Linked DNA regions of Homo sapiens: all the other regions are linked to region 1. A link is a loop called in an ENCODE intact Hi-C map of the cell type or tissue named here. Cell type or tissue: heart left ventricle. All regions are shown on one strand. Links, peaks and the distances in the headings refer to the core of each region. The heading gives the core; the rest is flanking DNA. Region 1 overlaps PPP1R18 (protein phosphatase 1 regulatory subunit 18). Region 2 has its middle 33 kb from the start of C6orf15. Region 3 has its middle 6.5 kb from the start of DDR1. Region 4 holds the start of DDR1 (discoidin domain receptor tyrosine kinase 1).

Region 1 (5,317 bases), core at 66-4,065:
AGGTCACTCCAATGAGGAGACTGGAGGGGACAGAGGAGAGAATTCCACGCAGACACAGCAAGTAAGCGTGGCTTGTAAACCTGGGACTTTGGCAGGTGGGGCTGGGAGCTGATGGAATTTGTAAACCAGGCTGTGGTCAAGGGAGGAGGCAGGAGCTGTAAACAAAGGGGCAGTGACCTAGGAAATGAAGGAGATGTGCCTATAAATGGAGTGGGGTCTGGGCCTCCCAGAGAGACGAGTGCTTAAATCCCGAGAGTCCCCACGGGATGGTGGGGAGGAAGGCTGTGGGGAGAGTGTACCCTGCCATGGGGGGCAGGTGCTCCATCTCCACCCTCCAGGGAGTTCTGTGCCCCTTCTCAGGACTTGGCGCTCACTCTTGGATGACCTAGGATGCACCAGCACGTTTAACCCCACCCACACCAGGGACTTTGGATTAGGGTAGAAATTGGGCAATTGGCTCTGCCCCCAGAAACAGGGTGGGGAAAGCAAGTTACAAGATGTTGGTTGCCCTTCCCTGCCAGGCTCATTATCAGGGTCTGTCTGCCCTGAATCTTCCGGGCTCCAGGATCTTCAGTTATAAGAAGGAGGGAGGTATATCCCTATGTTGGAAGATGGTCACCGCCGGCAGGACTCATCTGTGGGAGAGGGGGCAATAATGTTAGAGAATGAGTGAGAGCCTCTGCCTTCTGCCCACCCTTCCCCCCCACACAAATTGAAGGGCAGTTGGCATGCAGGAAGTCCTATAATATCTTCCATATCTAAAGCATGTTACCACCAGTAACCACATCCATCACTCATTTAGCTCGGACTCTGTGCCAGGCATCCTTATAACTGTTTAATCTCACCATAACTCCAGGAGAGATTAAGTAATATGATATCCAGCTGTGGCTCTTGGTGCTTCACAAAAAATTACTTAATCTTGGCCTGGAGCACCTGTAATCCAAGCAATTTGGGAGGCTGAGGCAGGAGGATCACTTGAGGTCAGGAGTTCAAGACCAGCCTGACCAACATGGGGAAACCCTGTCTCTACTAAAAATATAAAAACTAGCCAGGTGTGATGGTACACATCTGTAATCCCAGCTACTAGAGAGGCTGAGGCACAAGAATCGCTTGAATTTGGGAGGCAGAGGTTGCAGTGAGCCAAGGTTGTGCCACTGCATTCCAGTCCAGGCGACAGAGGGAGACGCTGTCTCAAAATAAATAAATAAATAAATAAATAAAATTACTTAATATTTTCTACAAGTCTAGGAGGTAGTTTTTGGTTTCTGTTTTTTTGAGACAGAATTTCACTCTGTCACCCAGGCTGGAGTGTAGTGGCGTCATCTCGGCTCACTGCAACCTCTGCTTCCCGGGTTCAAGTGATTCTCCTGCCTCAGACTCCCGAGTAGCAGGGATTACAGGTGTCCACCTCCATGCCTAGCTAATTTTTGTATTTTTAGTAGAGATGGGTTTTCACTATGTTGGCCAGGCTGGTCTTGAACTTCTGACCTTGAGTGATCCACCTGCCTCGGCCTCCCAAAGTGCTGAGATTACAGGCGTGAGCCACCGTGCCTGGCCTGTTTGTTTCTTTTGAGACAGGTCTTCCTTTGTTGCCCAGGCTGGAGTGCAGTGGGTGGTGCAATATTGGTTCACTGCAGCCTCCAACTCCTGAGGTCAAACGATGCTCCCACCTCAGCCTTCCAAGTACCTGGAACCACAGCTGCGCACTGCCACACCTGGCTAATTTTTTTTTTTTTTTTTGAGACGGAGTCTCACTCTGTTGTCAAGGCTGGAGTGCAGTGGCACGACCTCGGCTCACTGCAAGCTCCGCCTCCCAGGTTCACGCCATTCTCCTGCCTCAGCCTCCCAAGTAGTTGGGACTACAGGTGCCCGCCACCACGCCCAGCTAATTTTTTTTTGTATTTTTAGTAGAGATGGGGTTTCACCGTGTTAGCCAGGATGGTCTCGATCTCCTGACTTCGTGATCCGCCCGCCTCGGCCTCCCAAAGTGCTGGGATCACAGGCGTGAGCCACCGTGCCCGGCCCACACCTGGATAATTTTTCAATTTTTTTGTAGAGACAGGATTTTGCCATGTTGCCCAGGGTGGTCTTGAACTCCTGGGCTCAAGCGATCCACCCGTCTTGGCTTCCCGAAGTGCTGGGATTACAGGCATGAGCCACAGGAGGTAGTTATTATTAACTTCATTTCATAAATAATAAACTAAAGCAAGAGATCAGATGGTTTCCCTGAGATCACACAATTAAAGAGACAAGCTGGAATTCCAACTCAGGCCTGTCGACCCACCCTGTGATTTTGACCAGATTACAGCACTCAGGAAGAGTTCTCGTTTTGAAACCTGAAGACTCAATGTGTACTTCACTGCCGGGGACCTCAGTTTGCCCATCTGTTAAAGGAGCATGTTGAACCAGAGGACCCGCCAAGCCCCTTCCGAGTGCCTACATGTAATCCTCCCTCCTCTCTCCTGGACCACAGCGCCCGCTCTGACAGCAGGGGGCGCCCTCGGGCCGGCGGAGCCTCCGCTTACCCACAATCAGGGCCTTGGTGCGCAGCCCGCCCTGGAGCTCTGGCTGCAGCAGCAGCAGCTCTTCCTCATCCTCTTCGTCGTCGGGTTGGGCTGCTGGAGGGTTGGGGGCACTGGGGACCTCAGGCTCCGGGCCCAGCTCCTCCAGTACCGAACTCTCGGAGGGGTATTGGTACGTGGTCTCCAGGGCTGTCTCGCTGAAGGAGATCTTAAGCTGAAGGAGGGAGAAAAAGGGGGCAGGAGGCAAGGTCAGCAGGGGAGAAGCCCGCGGGGGTTGAGGGAGAGAAAGCGGGGGCGGGGGGGGCGGAGTCTGCAAGGGAGCAGGTGGGACTGGCGGAACGTGGGGGTGGGGGCTGGACTCAGGTGCCCCACTCACTCTCCCCATCCACTCTGGGATCCAGTTTTCCTTTCCATACTGGCTCTCCAATTCTAGAGTTTCCCTCTTCGATCATATCATTTCAAAACATCAGACTTTGCCCTGTACGTTGGCAGGGGCTTGGGAGGCAGAAGTGAATAATATAAGACCAAGGTCCCTGCTATTTCGAGTGTGGGAGGCAGAGGGGTAAAAAGAAATTAAAATACATGGCGATAAGTCTTGTGATCAGAACCGAGTCTTTGGGCACCTTGGGGGCAATCGAGTGAACTTCCCAGAGGAGCCCAGCAGACTGGCCAGTGGGGAAAGAACTGGCTGGGGAGCGAGTCTCAGACAAAAGCAAGGTTTTCATACCCACAGCCCCTTGCTGTCCTATGCAAAACCCAGGACCCTGGGCACCTGTTCCCTCCTACTCTCCTCATTCCTCTCCTATCCATAGCAAAGGGAGTCTAGGGCCTAGGAAGAGATGGGAGATGAACAGAAAGGCCGAGAGGAACCAAGAGACTCCAGCAACACACAGGGGAAAGATGAGCCGCTGACACCCTGAAGGCTGGGGGAGATGACAAGGGCAGAAAGGAAAGTCCACACAAACCTGGGGTGGGGGTCCACAGTGTGCCCAAAGGGACAGGCACAGAGACAAAATACCAGACAGGGCACAGAAAACCCTTGGTAATCACACTGTCCCAAGAGCAGGCGAGTCCCAGCTGTTCTCACTGCCTTTCTACCCTTCCCCTTTGCCCTATTAAGAAGCTCAGGGGGAAGGGGCAGGGTGGGATTAAGTCTAGGAGCCAAAGGGATTAGGGAGACAGCAGGAGGATTCCATATGAACTACTTGGAAAGGTCCAAATGATCTACTCAGGCCTTCCCTGGCATCTGTTTGGGAAGACTTGGGGTCAGCCGTACATCCCTGAGTCCCCTAATGAACTGAGGTATGAAAAGAGAGAAGCCAGAAGGGTGGCTGGGCAGGTGGTTGTTAAGAGCTGCATCAATATGACACCAGTCAGGCATGGTGGCTCACACCTGTAGCCCCAGCACTTTGGGAGGTTGAGGCGGGAGGATTTCTTGAGCCCAGGAGTTCGAGACCAGCCTGGGCAATAGAGTGACACTGTCTCTAAAAAAGAAAAAAAAAGAAAACCAGATATGACACCTGGGTCCCCATGGGAAGGTAGAACTCAGGAACTGTATATGTTACTCCTTGTTGGCTCTGAACCCTGCAGTGTCTCCCCATCTCACTTGGAGCAAAAAGTCTACTCCAGGCTGGGCGCGGTGGTTCATGCCTATAATCCCAGAACTTTGGGAGGCCGAGGCGGGCGGATCACAAGGTCAAGAGATTGAGACCATCCTGGCCAACATGGTGAAACCTGTCTCTACTAAAAATACAAAAAAATTAGCTGGGCATGGTGGCGTGCACCTGTAGTCCCAGCTACTCGAGAGGACGAGGCAGGAGAATTGCTTGAACCCGGGAGGCGGAGGTTGCAGTGAGCCGAGGTCGCGCCACTGCTCTACGGCTTGGGCAACAGAGCAAGACTCTGTCTCAAAAAAAAAAAAAAAAAAAAGTCTACTTGATTGCCCCCAAGGTGCCCAGAGCCTGACCAAAGCCTACAGGGTGCTCCCAGTATGCCACCCTCCCCTTGCCTCTCTGGCCTCTTCCTCCACTCCAGCCACACTGGCCTTGGTTCCCTCCACGCACTCCTACCTCAGGACCAGAACAGTACTAGCTATTCCTTCTGCCTGGAACACTCCCCCAAAATATCCCCATGGCTCTGACCCTCCTGATCACCCTATTTTGAAGTCTCCATATTCACTCCCCCTACCTCCTGACCCTCTAAGTTCCACTGTTCTATTTTTTTTTCCATAATCACTTACCACCTTCTAACTTACTAGATAATTTACTAATATATTATACTCATGTCTGCTGTTGAAAGGAGCTTGGGGCCGGGTAAGGTGGCTCACCCCTGTAATCCCAGCACTTTGGGAGGCCAAGACAGGTGGATCACTTGAGGTCAGGAGTTCGAGACCAGCCTGGCTAACATGGTGAAACCCCGTCTCTACTAAAAATACTAAAATTAGCCGGGTATGGTGGCGTGCGCCTGTAATTCCAGCTACTCAGGAGGCTGAGGCTGGAGAATCACTTGAACCCGGGAGGTGGAGGTTGCAGTGAGCCGAAATCTCACCATTGAACTCCAGGCTGGGAGACAGCGAGACTGTCTCAGAAAAAAAAAAGAAAAGAAAAGAAAAAAGAAAGGAGCTTAGAAGTTGGTACAATGCAAGAGGTTAGGGTTTGTTCAGACCTCACATGAGGTGCCATCAGAGGACCAATGCTGGGGAAACGATCTGCGGGTGGTCCAGCCTGTACACATTTGACCCCCAGTTCATGTCTGTGGAACTGCTGGTAGAATCTAGTGACAGCAGCCAGACTGCT
Region 2 (5,317 bases), core at 625-4,624, 400 kb after region 1:
TAAGCTGCGCTGGGTACCCAGAGCCCACCCACCACATCTACACCACAAATTCAACTGGGACTTCGGGCTTTTTTTTTTTTTTTTTGAGTCTGAGTTTCGCTCTTGGTTCCCAGGCTGGAGTACAGTGGCAGGATCTTGGCTCACCACAACCTCCGCCTCCTGGGTTCAAGTGATTCTCCTGCCTCAGCCTTCCTGAGTAGCTGGGATTACAGGCATGCACCACTACGGCTGGCTAAGTTTTTTGTTTTTTTTTTTTTAGTATAGACGGGGTTTCTCCATGTTGGTTAGGCTGGTCTTGAACTCCTAACCTCAGATGATCCGCCCACCTTGGCCTCCCAAAGTGCTGGGATTACAGGCCTGAGCCACTGTGCCTGGCCGGGCCTTCAGGCTTTATGTAGCTGATTGAACACAACCATCTCTGCTCCCAGCAGAAATCCCACCAAAATGTGATAAAGGGGTTTTAAAAGGCAAGGACTGACAAGAACAAAAGGCGGGGGGAGAGGAGAGAGAGAGAGAGAGAGAGAGAAACTGACTACACAATCTAAATAAATAGAGAATAATGATCTGGATAACAAATAGACAAAGGTCTTAGCAGATAAGAGAAATTTAAAGGTAAAATGTCAGTGGGAGAATCCCAGAAGCAGGCTGATTTCACATAGCAGAACCCCAGTAAGGAATGGAGAAACCAAGTATCCCAAACGTGAGTGTGCAAGAGGCCTGGAACCAGAGGCTGATGGTCTATGTAAGAAGCCACTAGAACCCTAGATCTCCTAACTCAACGCACATGGCAGAGTGACCCCCTATATTCCACCCTAATGAGTGGTTTGCTCGCTGGAGGCGTTGAACCATGCCACATCCTGGGAACCACAATGAAAATCATTTAAGGCTGGGCGTGATAGCTCATGCTTATAATCCTAGCACTTTGGGAGGCCAAGGCAGGAGGATCACTTGAGTCCAGGAATTCAAGACCAGCCTAGGCAACAGAGCAAGATCCCCAGCTCTACCAAAAAAAAAAAAATTACATATATATATATATAGCCTATGGCCTTCTGGCTTTATGTGGCCAGAAGAAAACAAAATAAAATAATTTAAAAAATAGAAAATAAGTAATAATAAAAGAAATAAAATAAGAGAAGCAATAAAAGAAAAGAAAAAGTCATTTAGGATTATGTAAAAGCCTGCCTATCGAACAGTAAGGCTTCCTGGTCCCCTCCATGAAGTTGGTTCTGAGAACTCCAGCAGCCAGACTTGCCCCAGGCCGATTAATAGAGAAACCTTCTCTGGAGAAACTGACCAGACAAGGAAAAACACCTAGGAACACAGGAGTAAGGGGGTTCTGACGGATATTAAGCTACTGTCACTTGACTTCAAAACCCTCTTCCACTCTCTCCTTCCCAGCTGGCTCCCTCTTAGGTGTAGAGGGAGGTGTCAGCACTGGAGGAAGAAGGGATCCCTTCCCTTGTTGGCCTCCCAATCCTGCCGGCATCACCACAGCCGAGGATCTTCAGCCCTGTAGCAACAGCTGGTCCAGCAGCAGTAGCAAGTCCCAAACTGTGGTTCTTCCTCACTCCCGGCAAAGGCCTCTTCCCGTGGCCTCAGTGATACCGGCTCACTGGCCAGGCTCCTCCTTAGGAAACTGAATTCTAGCTCCGTGGGGCCATCCTCCCAGATTCTCCCATTGAATAATACTGACCTCTTCCCTCAGTTCCCCAAGACTGAGGGAGAGGCAGTTGCCCCATTCCTGATTCCCACGCGTTCTACCTCTGCGGTATCTCAGTGCTCTTTTTGTCTTTTTAGATCTCAATATGTGGTTAACAATCCTTTATATAAAATTACCTCTGTCTGGGCGCGGAGGCTCACGCTTGCAATCCCAGCACTTTGGGAGGCCGAGGCAGGTGGATCACCTGAGGTCAGGAGTTTGAGACCAGCCTGGCCAATATGGTGAAACCCTGTCTCTACTAAAAATACAAAACTTAGCTGGGTGTGGTGGCAGGTGCCTGTAATCCCACTACTTGGGAGGCTGAGGCAGGAGAATCATTTGAACCCGGGAGACCGAGGTTGCAGTGAGCCGAGATTGTGCCACTGCACTCCAGCCTGGGCAACAGAGTGAAATTCCTTTTCAAATAGAATAAAATAAAACAAAATTACCTCTGTTTAAATATTTGGATTTTTTTCTTTCACCTGACTAGACCCTAATACAAGGGTCTTCTGGAGAAACAGTTCAGCCCATTTGCACTATGGTGAAGCCCACTGAAACCTCCCCCCATCCCCAACACACACACCTGGAGTTTCCAAACAGCTTAAGATCTAACTAAGCCAAGGATTACTGTATCATTCACAAAGCCCAAGCCCCAATTTGAGCAGAGAAAGTTTATTATTAGAAAGAATTATTGGCTGTAACAGGCTAAAAAGACGTGCAGAGAACTCCAAAGAATGCTGTAGGGCCGCGGGAGAGTACCCAAAGAAGGACACACGTGGAAGCATCCCCACCCCAAAGCTGGATTCAGAACTCAAGGCAGAAAGTGTGCATGTGCCCACCAGGTACCAGATTATTTCCCTGGGATGCCCAGGCCAAAGCCTGTGAACAGTCATGAGCAAGCAGGAAACTGGGGGGGTCGCGGCATCGGGAGCCCACTCACTGCATGCAAGGCCTGGGGCATGCAGGGTCCACGTCAGGGCCAGCTCGCTGGGGGAACGCATGCTGTCAGCACGCAGCTAGGACAGAGACCACCGGATGTTCCCACCTGGCCACTGATGGGCCCTGCCGCAGGAGCAACAAGAATCACAAACCATAGCTCCCGGAACCAGAGATAAAAGAAATTCTTTCCTCTGGCAGTGTCCCTCCGGCGCCCTCTACTGAGAAAGCTTAATATTGTGCTGGCTGCGAAGGAGAACCGCTTAATTCAATACAGATCAGTTAAGAGGATGGATTTACGGTTGAGAGGCAATACATTGATAAGAAACTAGTCATTATGGGATGAAAACCACTGACATGAAAGACAGGTATTGAAAACACAAGAATTAAGGAATATAAAGCCAGGCGCGGTGGCTCACGCCTGTAATCTCAGTGCCTTCGCAAGCCAAGCTGGGCGGATCGCTTGAGCCCAAGAGTTCAAGAACAGCCTGAGCAAAATGGCGAGATTCTGTGTCTACAAAAAGTACAAAAATTAGCCGGGCGCGGTGGCGTGCACCTGTAGTCTCAGCTGCTCAGGAGGCTGAGATGGGAGGATCACTTGAGTCCGGGAGGTCGAGGCTTCATTGAGCTGTGATTAAGCCATTGCCCTGGACCACAACAGAGAGACCCTGTCAAAAAAAAAAAAAAAAAAAAAAGAAGAAGAAGAAGAAGAGGAAATTTAGAGAATGCAAAGAGCCAAATAATAAAATCCACTGCAATTAATATTTTCATAAACATAAGAGACGATATTTTCTCCATGGTAAAAGAACACATTATTAAATAAAAAATTTAAAGTTGAAGAAATCTTCTAAAAAGAAGCAAAGGGTAAAGAAATGTAGATGGGACCGGGCACAGTAGCTCAGGCCTGTAATCCCAGCACTTTGAGTTGCGGAAGTGGGTGGATCACTTGAGATTAGGAGTTCGAGACCAGCCTTACCAACATAGTGAAACCCCGTCTCTACTAAAAATACAAAAATTAGCCAGGCGTGGTGGCATACGCCTGTAATCCCAGCTACTTGGGAGGCTAAGGCAGGAGAATCGCTTGAACCCGAGAGAGGTGGAGATTGGAGTGAGCCGAGATAGTGCCACTACACTCCAACCTGGGTGACTCCATCTCAAAAGAAAAAAAAAAAGGAAAAGAAATGTAGATGGTATAGAAAATATATGAAAATTAGATCATCTGGATGAATAGGAGGATTTCTAGAAAGAATAGACAGAGGGAACAGAAGGGATGAAATTATCAAAGAAATAATTCAAGAACTTTTCTCAGAACTGAGAGATATGGTTCCAAAGTGAGATAGACCTCAAGTGTCTAACAGAAGTGTCTAACAAAAGGAATGAAATCCAAGGCATACTACCATAATTTTAAAAATACTGAGGACAAAAAGAAAAATCCCAAAATTGGACAAAAAGAAAAAAACAGGTCACATGAAAAAGATCAAAACTCAAATGGTATAGGGTTTTCTCTTTTTTTCTTTCTCTTTTCCTTTTTTTTTTTTTTTTTTTTTGAGACAGGATCTCACTCTGTCACCCAGGCTGGAGCGTAGTGATACAATCATGGATCACTGCAGCCTTGAACTCCTGGGCTCAAGGGATCGTCCCCTCTCAGCCTTCTGAAAACTACAGACACGTACCACCATGCCCAGCTAATTTTTAAATTTAATTTTATTTTTTGTAGAGACGAAATCTTACTACGTTGCCCAGGCTGGTCTTGAACTCCTGGGCTCAAGCAATCCTCCCACTTTGGCTTCCCAAAGTGCTGGTATTACAGGTGCGCACCATAACACCTAGCTGAGGACTTTTCAACAGTAGCACTGGAAGCTGGAAGATAGTGGAGCAGTGCTTTCCTAATTTAGGTGTAAATTTTACAACTTGGAATTTTATTTTCAGTAAAACTATTAATCAGATGTAATCATAATATAAAAGACATTTTCAGACAAAATTTCAAAAATTGCCCTCCCTTGCCCCTTTCCTTAGGAAGTTCCATCAAAGTAAGGGATTAGATCAGGAGAGATAAAGATGTGGGATCCTCCAAAGAGTGAGGAGAATGAAAATCCCAGGAGGTTGCTGTGTAGGAGAACTAGGGATCCGCAGGTCCAGATTAAAATGGTTTGGAGGCCGGGCATGGTGGCTCCTGCTTGTAATCCCAGCACTTTGTGAAGCCAAGGCGGGTGGATCACCTGAGGCTAGGAGTTTGAGACCAGCCCGGCCAACATAGTGAAACCCCGTCTCTACCAAAAACACACAAAAGAATTAGCTGGGCATGGTGGCACATGCCTGTAATTCCAACTACTCAAGAGGCGGAGGCAGAGAATTTCTTGAACCCAGAAGGCAGAAGTTGCAGTGAGCCAAGATTTCACCACTGCACTTCTGCCTGGGTGACAGAGTGGATCTCAAAAAGAAAAAAGAAAAAAAAAAAAGGCTTGGGGCCAAAACCTCAGGGATTAAGAAAATTCCTTTACCTGGTTACAGAAAGATATTACCAAGAAAAAGAGGGAATTGATTAATTGTAATACATTAGACTGCAGAGAAAAAATAGACTTCTATAGAATCTGCTGACAAATTTGTGATAAATTCATAGACAAATGATCAAAAGAAAACCTAGTAGATCTGTATAATTCTGGATATCATTCCATAAAGCCC
Region 3 (5,317 bases), core at 881-4,880, 200 kb after region 1:
CATGTTCAAAATGGCGGCCCCATCATCCCTTCTCTGTCAGCCACAGGTGCAGTAAGGAGCCGACAAAATGGCACCCTCCGAGAGAGTTCATTTGCATAATAAGCTTAGGGTGGGGCGGCCAGCCTTCCCAGCTATGTAAACAAACACCTGATCAAACCAATCTGTGAGTCCTAAGTAAATCAGACGCCGCCTCCTCAAGCTGGACTATAAATTCGGCTCATCTGCCTCCAGCTGCCCCTTTTCTCTCGGAAGTCCCCTCTCTCACTAGAGAGAGAGCTGTTTTCCTTTCTCTTTCTTTTGCCTATTAAACCTTCCCTCTTAAACTCCTCGCGACTCCTCGCGTGTGTCCGTGTCCTACATTTTCCTGGCATGGGATGGCAAACCCCGGGTATTTACCCCAGACAACTGGCTGCTTCACTTGCACTGGATCTTGAGGGTCGGGGAGATTTTTGACCTTTAACAGGGACTCCATCATTGCAAGTTTTCCTTGGAGACTCTTGATGGCCCAGGTTTAGTTTATACCTACTGTGAGAGCAAGAACTTGAGTAATGTATGGATGGACCTTTTTGGAAGGAAAACAATTTTCATGGACTTAAATTATTTTTATAATTTAAATGTGTGGAAACACAACTAACTATGAATTCCTTATGCTTCAGTAGTTAAGCAGTTATAAAACCAAAGCAAAGTAGCCATAGGTACAAACAAAAGTATAAAGACAAGTTTAACATTAATGTAATAAATAGTGTTTTTCTGAAATGAAGTTGCTGCTGGCAACAGACCATGTACTGCCTGATGAAGGTTCTTCCGCACTTGGCACAATATTCCACTGTGTGCCTGGCGATGACTCAATTCTTCCCCTTCTCATGTCTGTTCAAATTACTAAGAAATCTTTGTTAGAACTTGTCTCCTGGCCTTCACTTGGTACAAATGCGACCAAGACAATTAAAGCTATAAATAGGTAAATGCAAATGCAGGTACTCACAAGCAGGGCCAGGATCAGTTACAAATGACCCAAAACATGCTTATAACACTTTTCAAATGCTACTAAGGAAAGTTAGACATGGAACTTAATAGTTTTCACAGGTATTCACGAGTCCTCAGGAGTCCAGAGACCTCAGTTTGAGAACACTATCCTAGCACTGACCTTGACTTCCAGGGTGACCTTGAGGTAAGCATTTACCATTTTTGGATCTCTGTACATTTTTTGTACACAAGAATAATTTGGGCCACCAGTGTTCTTGGGAGATAAAAGAAGTTAGAGGAGTTAATGACAATGTTCCAAGATGTTCAAGGACTAGAGAGAAAGGATAAGAATGTATTATAGACCTCTAGAGTTGGAAAAAGAATGGTGGCTGAGATCCTCCAGCCTAGCTTTGGCTCTGTAATCAAAAAGACTCAGATTTGGGCCAAGCATTGTGGCACACGCCTGTAATCTCATTACACTGGGAGGCTGTGGCAGAAGGATCGCTTGAGGCCAGGAGTTTGAGACTAGCCTACGTAACATGGTGAGACCCTATCTCTACCAATCTCTACATACAAACAAAAAATGGCTGGGCGTGGTGGCTCATGCCTGTAATCCCAGCACTTTGGGAGGCGGAGGCGGGCGGATCACGAGGTCAGGAGTTCAAGATCAGCCTGGCCAACATGGTGAAATCCTGTCTCTACTAAAAATACAAAAATTAGCTGGGTGTGGTGGCGGGCACGTATAATCCCAGCTACTCTCAAGGCTGAGGCAGGAGAATCGTTTGAACCCGGGAGGCAGAGGTTGCAGTGAGCCGAGAGCGTGCCATTGCACTCCAGCCTAGGCAACAGGGCGAGACTCTGTCTCAAAAAAATAAAAATAAAAAATAACAGGACATGATGGTGCCTGAGCCCCAGCTATTTGGGAGGCTGAGGTGGGAGGATGGCTTGAGAGGTTGCATTGAGTTATAATTGTACCCCTGCACTCCAGCCTGGGTGACAGAGAGCTTGTCTCTATAAAACAAATAAACAAACAACTGAGATCTGAATTCCAGATCTGCCATTTACTGTGTGTGTATGGGGGATGGGGATGGAGAGCAACTTTTCTAACTCTCAGTTTCTACCCTAAGTGGGCATGTTTCAAAATGCCACATCACAGAACTGCTGTGTGGGCCAAATGAGATGGCTCTGGAAAGCGCTGAGAGCAGAGCCTGGCTCACAGCAAGGCTCAGGGATCCTAAGACGCTGCTGAGAATTCCACAGGCTTTTTAGCAAAGGACAATAGAAAAGAGAAAGTGAAGATTCTAACATTCTGCCTATAAATGACAACATCTCCTATATGTGCAAATTAGGTCATTGTACCCTAAATAGCCCCGCAGCTGCCCTGGGCTTCCAGTCAGCCTTTCTGACCTCTCTCTTGGGTCTGCTGCTTTGGGGTGCTTCCTGCCATTCCCTGCCCAAGCCTGAATCTCTTTCCTGGCCGCTTTCACTTTCCTTCCATTTTCCAGTAATTGGAGTTGGTCACCTGTGCAGCAAGCGCCCCCAAGTGGCCTTCCTGTTCACTGTCCGGACCATAAGGCCTAAAGAATACTCCGATAAGTTTATCAAGGCCGGGCTTCCGCAGAGGCAGGACTCACCAGGCTTAGCGGTCGGTCCAGGGTCGGTCCAGTCTGGAGGCCCAGGGAGCCATTCTACATCCCCCTTTCCATTTTGGAAGACTGAGATGGAGGAATCCAGGGGAAGTTCTGGGTAGGAAGCAGCCACTTGCCATTAAGTGGCAATTAAATTGCTATTGCAATTTAAGGTAAATCGCAGCCCCTCTGGGCCTAGTTTTCTTTTTTCTCACTCTTTTTTTGGCGATAGAGTCTTGCTCCGTCACCCAGGCTGGAGTGTAGTGGTGTGATCATAGTTACTGTTACCTCGAACTCTGGGGCTCAAGCCATCCTCCTGCCTCAGCTTTTGGGTAGCTGGGATTACAAGGTTTTCTTTTTATGAGAGCCCTGCCCCACTCATGTCAGAGGGCCCTGAGGAGGCAAACACAGGATGGTTGAAAATGCTAGTAAAACACCTAGGATGTGCACTGCTGTCCTGGCTGGAGGCTTAGGGGGAGCACCATGGGACGTACACAGGATAAAGTGGGATTAACTCCTCCCTCCCCTCAGCCATTACTCTGAACTCTGCATCCCACATGCTGCTGCCAAAAACCACTTTTAAAAGAACACAAATCTAAACATGTCATTTCCCAGCTCAAAACCCCAAGGTTCTTTCTCCTCACCTTCAGAATAAGCCAAACTACTCAATGATAGGTTCCAAATCTGCCTTTCTGGTTTCACTCATGGGATGGACCCTTCTTCCAGGTGAGGCTGCATTTGGACATAGCCATATTCACGCCTCCCTGCCTTGGCTCCTCCGCTTCTCTGGCCAGGAATGGCCTTGCCTCATCTCTGCAAATCTTAGCATGACTTAAGGCCCAGTTCAAGCTCCAGCTCCTCCCTGAGGTCTTCCTGAGTCTTGTCTCCTGTCCCACTCAGGAGGACCTGGCCTCCTCCTTCCCTGGGTTCCCATGACCCTTTCCAGCTCTGCCTGTAGCACGGTGTTCTGTCTTCTGTGACTACATATATACGCCTAACACTCTCTAGATTGTAAAGGCCTGGAAGGTGGGGAGTGGGTTCCATTACTGAATGCATCTTTCATAGCTCTCGCTGTCAGAGCCCTGCCCTATGCAAACTCTTTTATTTTTATTTATTTATTTATTTATTTATTTATTTTGAGAGGGACTTTCACTCTTGTATCCCAGGCTGGAGTGCAATGGCGCATTCTCAGCTCACTGCAACCTCCACCTCTCGGGTTCAAGCGATTCTCCTGCCTCAGCCTCCCAAGTAGCTGGGATTACAGGTAACCGCCACCATGCCTGGCTGATTTTTTTGCATTTTTAGTAGAGACAGGGTTTCACCACGTTGGTCGGGCTGGTCTCGAACTCCTGACTTCAGGTGATCTGCCTGACTCGGGCCTCCCAAAGTGCTGGGATGATAGGCATGAGCCACTGCACCTGGTGCCCTATGCAAACTCTTATTTTATTATTATTATTTTTTGAGACAGAGTCTCCCTCTGTCACCCAGGCTGGAGTGCAGTGGTGTGATCTTGGCTCACTGCAACCTCCACCTCTCAGGTGCAAACAATTCTCCTGCTTCAGCCTCCCAAGTAGCTGGGGTTACAGACGCGCACCACCACACCCAGCTAATTTTTTTCTATTTTTAGTAGAGATGGGGTTTCACCATGTTGGCTAGGCTGATCTCAAACTCCTGACCTCAGGTGATCCACCCACCTCGGCCTCTCAAAGCAAACTCTTAATAACAACTGTTGTGGAATGACTTGGGAGGTGGCACTCAGAGATCCCAAGTGACACATGAGAAGTCCACAGAGAGAGATCATGTTTAGTGGAGTTTGGATGGTTGCTTTTATCAGTGGGCCTGTACCTTACAGATGCTATCTCATTATCTTCTAAACAGACTCTGGGCCAGTGACCATTATCTCCCTCTTACTGATGTAGACTCAGCCAAGAGAAGCCAGATGTTGAGTCGGAACCTTAACTCTCCCTCTCAGACGCAGAGCCCTGCTTTCTCCCCTCCCATTTGATACTCTGCTTCCTCTTGCATGCTGTGAGAGGCGGCCTCATTACTCCTCTTCCCTCCTCCAGTCCCTCCAAGCCTAATTCATCACCTTTGGCTTTGGGATCATAGTTTCCAAACCAAGGATTGTCTGAACATTGTCTGACAATGCCCTTTTTTTTTTTTTTTAGGCAGGGTCTTGCTCTGTTGCCCAGGCTGGAGTGCAGTGGTGCAATCATGGCACACTGCAGCCTTGACCTCCCGGGCTCAGGTGATCCTCCCACCCAGCCTCCTGGTGCGCATCACCACATCCAGCTAATTTTGGTATTTTTTGTAGAGATGGGGTTGTGCCATGTTGCCCAAGCTGGTCTCGAACTTCTGGGCTCAAGCGATCAGCCCTCCTTGGCCTCCCAAAGTGCTGGGATTATAGGCATGAGCCACCGCAACTGGCACCATTGCCATTGGTATTTAAGAGGTGATGGTTTAGGCTTTGAAATTGGGGTTGTTTGTGAAAACTGAGAGCACCTTTTGTTTTCAGATATTTCCTATGGCCATTGGTGTAATTGGAGGGAAGCTCTCGCCATATATAATATTTTTGAGACAGCCAACTAAGAAACTGGGATTCTGGTTCTCTCCAGGGTGCAAAATCCTGGGAGAAGGAAGTGAATTCTCAGGGGCCCAGAAGGAGTCTCTAAAGGACCTCTGCCAGTCAATTCTAATCTCTCTTCTCCCCTGCAAATCAGCCCCTG
Region 4 (5,317 bases), core at 819-4,818, 210 kb after region 1:
CAGTGGCATCAGGTCTGACTCACACCCAAAGCCTTGTACACTCCTTCACCCTGCCCCCCACCCGTCGCTTCTTACTCTCCCCAGCTGCTGACCCAGCCTGCTCCTCCAGAGGCAGCTGCAGCTCCCGGAAGGGGACTGCAGCTAGTGTATGTGTGGGGGCCCATCTGGTCCGTCCTCTCGCTCGCTGGTCGTGCTGGGCTTCCCTCCTGTGGCCAGGTGGTCTGCAGGCCTGAAGCTGCCTTCTCCCCTCTCCTACGTGCCTCTCCTCACATTTTTTCAGCTGTTTCCCATCCTCTCCTTCCTGGGCAGCAGGCTGCCACTGGCTTGAAGGGGAGGGAAGCCCAGGATGGGAGGGGATGGTAGAGGGTCATTTGGGGGTTCTCAGGGACACAGGGGGCCTCTGGGGTTCGGAGTGATGCAGGAGATGTGGAATGGGCTCTGGGGACCACGGATGGGTAATCAGGCCCTCTTGGTCTTTGGTGCTGCTCTCTGGGCCCCAGGATGGCTGGGATTTCCCTCTCAGGCCCCTGGGAATCTCGGCTCCGAGTCCCGCATTCCAGCTGGCTCCAGCTCCCTTTCCGTTGTCACTTGACTCCACTGGGCCCCAGCCTTGCATCCCTCCCACTCCTCCAGCCTAGAGCTGGGGCGAGGTGGGCATCACCACTAGGAATTTCTCCTGAGGCAGTGAGAAGAGGGGACAAAGGTTTCAGGACTCTCTAGCTCCTTCTGCTCTCCCCAGTGGACCCCTCTGTCTGGCACTGCCATGCCACTTAGCTGGGGTCAGCGTGGGCCTGGGGTGTGGAATGTCCCACCAGGGTATGACGGGCTGTAGCTTGCCTGGCAGGCCTGTTGGGGCTTTCCCAGAGCACAGCTCCTGGAAGGAGGGGCTGTGGGCTGCCAGGTGAGGTGACTTGGGAAGCCTTGGCCCCACCCCCAGGCTGGCCCCACCCCCAGTCCAGCGTCTCCTGGGCCTAGATTCCCCAGCTGCTGTTCTCTGGAGGGGTAGGTGTTCTGGGGGAATGAATCCCTGGGGGCTTGGTGGGACAGGAAGGCGGGAAGAAGCTGCTCTTCGAGTGACCCTGGGGCTGTCTGTTAGCAGGTCCCTCAGCCGTTGGAACGTCCTTGGGCTTCTGAACTAGTGCCCATGTGTGCCTCGGCCTTTCCCAAGGGCCAGCTTCTTCCTGGTAGTGCTTTTGTGTACTTGTCTGGTTGGGACTTCGTGTTTCTTTCTTGGGATTGTTGTCTGGGACTGCAAGCAGGGTATGTTTTTATCTACTGTGAGGTTCCTGGGGCGGAGATGTGCAGTGGAGCGAGAACTTCCTGTGACCGTGACATTGTCTAGGTGGTGAGCAGGTGTGGGGGTGTGGAGAGAGGTGAGGGGCTGAGGTAGTGCTGAGTGGGGAAAAAGCACCTCCCACCACAAGCTGTTCTGTCCCGCTCCATCCTCTGCCCAGTAGCTCTCTCAGTTGCTTTGCCTACTCAGTCTCACTGTTTCATCTTCCCTGGGTCTCTTGGTCCCCTTCCTTTTGACTGTGTGTGATTTTCAGTGTGCCTCCATCCTTCTCCTGCTCCTCTTCTTCCTCCTCCCGACCACTCAACTTTGTCCTGGCCTCATTTTTGGCCTCTTCTGGCCAGTGATCAGACCCTCTGGCCCACTACGGCCAGAGCTGGCTGGGCCTGAGGGAGGCTTGCCCTGAGGACTCCTGAGTCCCCCTCCCACTCCACTCCGTTGGGAGCCCAGGGGAATCAGGGCCTGGGCGTCTGGACCCCCGGGTCCCTTAGAACGCCCTTCAGAGAGAGGAACTGAGAGGAGAAGGAGAAGAGAGTGGGCCCGCCTTCAGGGTCTGGGGCCTTCCAGGTTGGGTCGTAGGGGCGGGAGCGCACAGGCTGCGAGAGAGGAGCAAAGGTTGGTGGAGGGAGAAGAGCAGTCTGGGGCCTGGCTGGACAGGTGAGCCCTGAGACCTGAGCTCTGCTCCCTTCTCTGGGCTAACTCCCGCAGCTGGGCTGGGCCGAGCCTGTGGGAACCTGCTTCTTCCTCTGTGCCCTGGGGCTGCTCCCCTTTGCCTCTCCCACCAGGAACCGATCCCAGAAGTAGGAGGGGCGTCTTCCCCTCGTGGGCCCTGAGCGGGACTGCAGCCAGCCCCCTGGGGCGCCAGCTTTGGAGGTTCTCGTTTGGGGAAGCGGGGGTGGGCTGCGAGTGGGTGGAGGGGGCTGGGCGCGGAGCCGGCCGGAGGCAGCGGCGCGGGCGGCTGGGCGGCCTGGGAGCGCCCAGGCGGGCTTGGCGGGCGGGTTACCTGGGGGAGGCCGGGCCGGGCGCTAGCGCGCGGGGTGGGCGTGGCGGGCGCGGGGCCTGGAGCTCGGCGCCGGGCGTGGGAGCCACTGGGACTACTGGGTCCGGGAGGGGGAAGGGAGGGCTGCGAGCCCGAACGCGCGGCGAGAAGGCCGAGGGGAGGGAGGGGAGCGAGGAGCGGGAGGAGGAAGGGAGGGAGCCGAGGCGAGGGGGAGGCGGCGCCTGGGCCCGAGCCGCCCCAGCCCTGGCTCCTCTCCCCGGAACAGGCCCCCGACAGCTGCTCTCGGGAGCCGCCTCCCGACACCCGAGCCCCGCCGGCGCCTCCCGCTCCCGGCTCCCGGCTCCTGGCTCCCTCCGCCTCCCCCGCCCCTCGCCCCGCCGCCGAAGAGGCCCCGCTCCCGGGTCGGACGCCTGGGTCTGCCGGGAAGAGCGATGAGAGGTAGGGAGAGCGGCGGCGGAACCCGCGGGCGGAGGCCTGGGGCTCTTGGGGTGGGGGCGCGCGGCGGCGCCTGCAGGGCGAGGGGCGGGGGAGGCAGGACGTCCCGAGCCATGCTTGGTCGTCCAGCTCTTCTAAGCCTCCCTGCCCGCCTCCCCGATGCTCTGGCATACCGTCTGAAAACCGGGGGCGGGGACTGGGTGGAGGTGAAGCCCGTGACCTCCCAGAAAGAGTTTTGAGCCTCCAGCCTTGAGGCAAGTCCCCTCTCACTCAGTGCGGAGGAACTGAGCCCCGGGAGGAGGTGCTCCTGTGCAGCCCCACTGAGTCAGCTCATCTATCGCCTGCCCTCCACCTGGCCAGTCCCTGCGGGCATCTAACTGCTAAGCCTCCGCTCAGCCAACACCCAGTTGGTCAGTCTGGTCACAGTCCAGCAAAAAGAGGGACTGCCACTCTAACCCACCAGTGACACCACTCTTCCCGGCTGGATGGTCAATTAGCTCTGGCATGAGAGAATGTCACTGCCGGTGAGCGCCAGCTTCAGGGTCCCACCCCCCCATGCCTGGCTCTTGGCTGAACATTTCTTCCCAGCGCTTCCAGCAGCCAGAGGCAGGCGCCCAAGCTCGCTGGCTGTTGCTGAGGGCCTGTAGGTGTGTCCAGGACTGAGTGGTGTGGTGGAGACAGGTGAAAGGGGAGTGAGTGGAAAGGCAGGGAAAGGCTGTTGTCCTTATTGCCACTCTTCCCACCCAGCGCCCACCTGTTCCCTGCCCCCTCGACGTCCCTCTGGCTTGGTCACCCATGTGTGTTAGAGGCTGGGCCCCAGTTCTCTGGGGATCCTGTGCCCAAGGGCCCGGGTGTGTGTGTCTCATGCTGTCTTTTGGTCACAGGAGCATGTGGTGTCTGTCATTTCATGTTCACAGGTGTCTGAAGGTGGCTATTCACTGAGCGATGGGGTTGGACTTGAAGGAATGCCAAGGTGTGGACGGGTTGATGTATGCATGAGCTTCTGTGTTTGCTCTGTCTCAGAAACTCTGTGAGGGTTGTCAGGGACACTGAGAGGTGGGTGTGTGCATGCCACATTTAGCCTCGCTGTTTACAGCCAGTTCAGTAAGTTTGTGTGTTTCACCGTGTGTGTGTGTACAGAGCTGTGTGGGTGTTGTCTGAGTGGGACTTGGGGGTTGGGAGAGGAGCGTGAAGGGCTTGAGGCAGGGTGGCCTGGCCCCTGGTTTGTCTTTGGTTGTAATGGAGTGGAAGGGGGTGGGATTGGGGAAGGTCTTCTGGGCTTGTCCTCTCTTGCCCTCTGGGTCTCTGACTGTGGACTGAAGACCCAGTGGAGAGAGATGAGGTGACTGGGGGTGTTGGAGAACAGACAGCCCAGACGTCTCTGTGCTTCTCCGTGTTCCTCTGCTTGGCTCTGTGCCCCGTGTTTCTGAGCCTGCTCTATTTACCTCTTGCATTGTGGCTCTCGCTCTGTCTCCGCCTGCCTCGTATCCTCTGCCTGCCTTTGTATCTCTGCCCCGGGCTCCTCTCGGCTCTGTGTGGCTCTGATGACTCATCTGGGATAGGCATGAAGGTTACTTAGGGGAACAAGAGCCCCGCTGTTCCCGAGAGAGGTGGGGTTGGAGAGCGGCACCCAGGAATTCCAAGCCAGTCTCCTGGGACTCTGGCAGCCTGCTCCCCGGCGCTGGACCCTAAGGGACCAGGCGTGATGCCTTCTGGTTCTAGCCTCTGAGTGCCCCCCACAACTCAGTCGTCCCCCTCAGCTGCTGCTTCAGAGCTCTGGGGTCTCAGCTGCCTCTTACATTCCTGCCCTAGTGCATTGTGGGAGCAGCTGGAGGAGGACAAAGGGATGGGGGAGTATCCCCCACTCCTCCTACCTCCTGGGGTGACCTGCCTTCCTTGTCTTTAGACCCGCCCTCGTCTCCAAGGCAACTCAGCCTTTCCTCAGTCCCTCAGAGGCAGCCACCTTCTGGAAGTGGGAACTGGGGGGACTGGATGTCTGGGTCTCAGGAAGGCAGAGCAGGGATAACTGGGCCCAAGATGCCCTGAACCTGATAAGAGGTGGCAGTCGAGTCCCTCAGGACTCCAGGGCCTGGAGACTTCAGTACAGGGCTCTGAGACCAGTACAGGTTAGGATAGCTTTTCCTGCAGCAGGGGAGGGGAGAGTAGTTACTTGGGTTTGTAAGGAGATGCCATTTAGAATAGTTTTATGTGGGGTAAGCTTCCTGGGCCTGAGGAACAGAGTAGGGATTTTCAAACTTTAATGGGCACAGGTCACCTGGGAATTGTGTTAAAAGGCAGATTTTGATTGAGCAGGTCAAGGGTGAGCCTGAGATTCTGATTTCTTCCATGCTTCCAGGTATTGCTGATGGTCCAGGGACCACCCTGGGCCTAGAGGGCTATAGGGGACAGTAAGACTAGAAGGTGCTGGGGTCCCCTCTGCCCTTCTCTTAGAATTCTGGACTCCTATGTGGGAGGGCAGCAGGGTGAGCTGGTCCAGGCTTATCTGATGTTTAATTCTATCATATCCTCAACAAGGAATTGCCCAACCTTTCCTGGGACATATTTATTTTTTAAAAGTCAAAATGATTTTC

What was found. A loop is a pair of places that touch in the nucleus more often than their neighbours do. Peaks named below come from ENCODE experiments on the same cell type or tissue, not always from the same donor. Only the 100,000 strongest peaks of a DNase experiment are listed, where the experiment ranks them.
Region 2: it touches region 1 in a loop (7-fold over the local background); 25 of 110 quality-filtered maps call a loop at or near these places.
Region 3: a loop joins it to region 1, with 8 times the contacts of the local background. A loop is called at or near these places in 61 of 110 quality-filtered maps.
Region 4: it touches region 1 in a loop (6-fold over the local background); 62 of 110 quality-filtered maps call a loop at or near these places.

Annotation. Positions count from the first base shown.
Region 1 is chr6:30,676,654-30,681,970 of GRCh38, forward strand. It overlaps PPP1R18 (protein phosphatase 1 regulatory subunit 18), which reads right to left. Exons shown (of 3, transcript NM_133471.4): 2 at 2,526-2,736; 3 at 1-635. The coding sequence ends at 616. Among named protein-coding and RNA genes, the nearest start is that of DHX16, 6.3 kb to the left of the region's middle. In heart left ventricle, for the core only: a CTCF peak has its summit at 2,486 (motif pointing right); a DNase peak (open chromatin) is centred at 2,528; H3K4me3 peaks cover 1,437 bases; H3K27ac peaks cover 692 bases.
Region 2 is chr6:31,077,111-31,082,427 of GRCh38, forward strand. No RefSeq gene overlaps it. Among named protein-coding and RNA genes, the nearest start is that of C6orf15, 33 kb to the right of the region's middle. RefSeq lists an enhancer at 2,122-2,654. In heart left ventricle, for the core only: CTCF peaks have their summits at 2,849 (motif pointing left) and 3,049; a DNase peak (open chromatin) is centred at 2,829; H3K4me3 peaks cover 288 bases.
Region 3 is chr6:30,875,392-30,880,708 of GRCh38, forward strand. No RefSeq gene overlaps it. Among named protein-coding and RNA genes, the nearest start is that of DDR1, 6.5 kb to the right of the region's middle. RefSeq lists enhancers at 2,033-2,534, 5,300-5,317. In heart left ventricle, for the core only: a CTCF peak has its summit at 2,510 (motif pointing left); a DNase peak (open chromatin) is centred at 2,510; H3K4me3 peaks cover 744 bases; H3K27ac peaks cover 1,025 bases.
Region 4 is chr6:30,881,982-30,887,298 of GRCh38, forward strand. It overlaps DDR1 (discoidin domain receptor tyrosine kinase 1), which reads left to right and starts at 2,538. Exons shown (of 18, transcript NM_001297654.2): 1 at 2,538-2,729. RefSeq lists enhancers at 2,073-2,846, 2,916-3,423, 4,439-4,945. In heart left ventricle, for the core only: no CTCF peak of the experiment used is centred there; DNase peaks (open chromatin) are centred at 1,790, 2,055, 2,470 and 4,220; H3K4me3 peaks cover 2,886 bases; H3K27ac peaks cover 3,846 bases.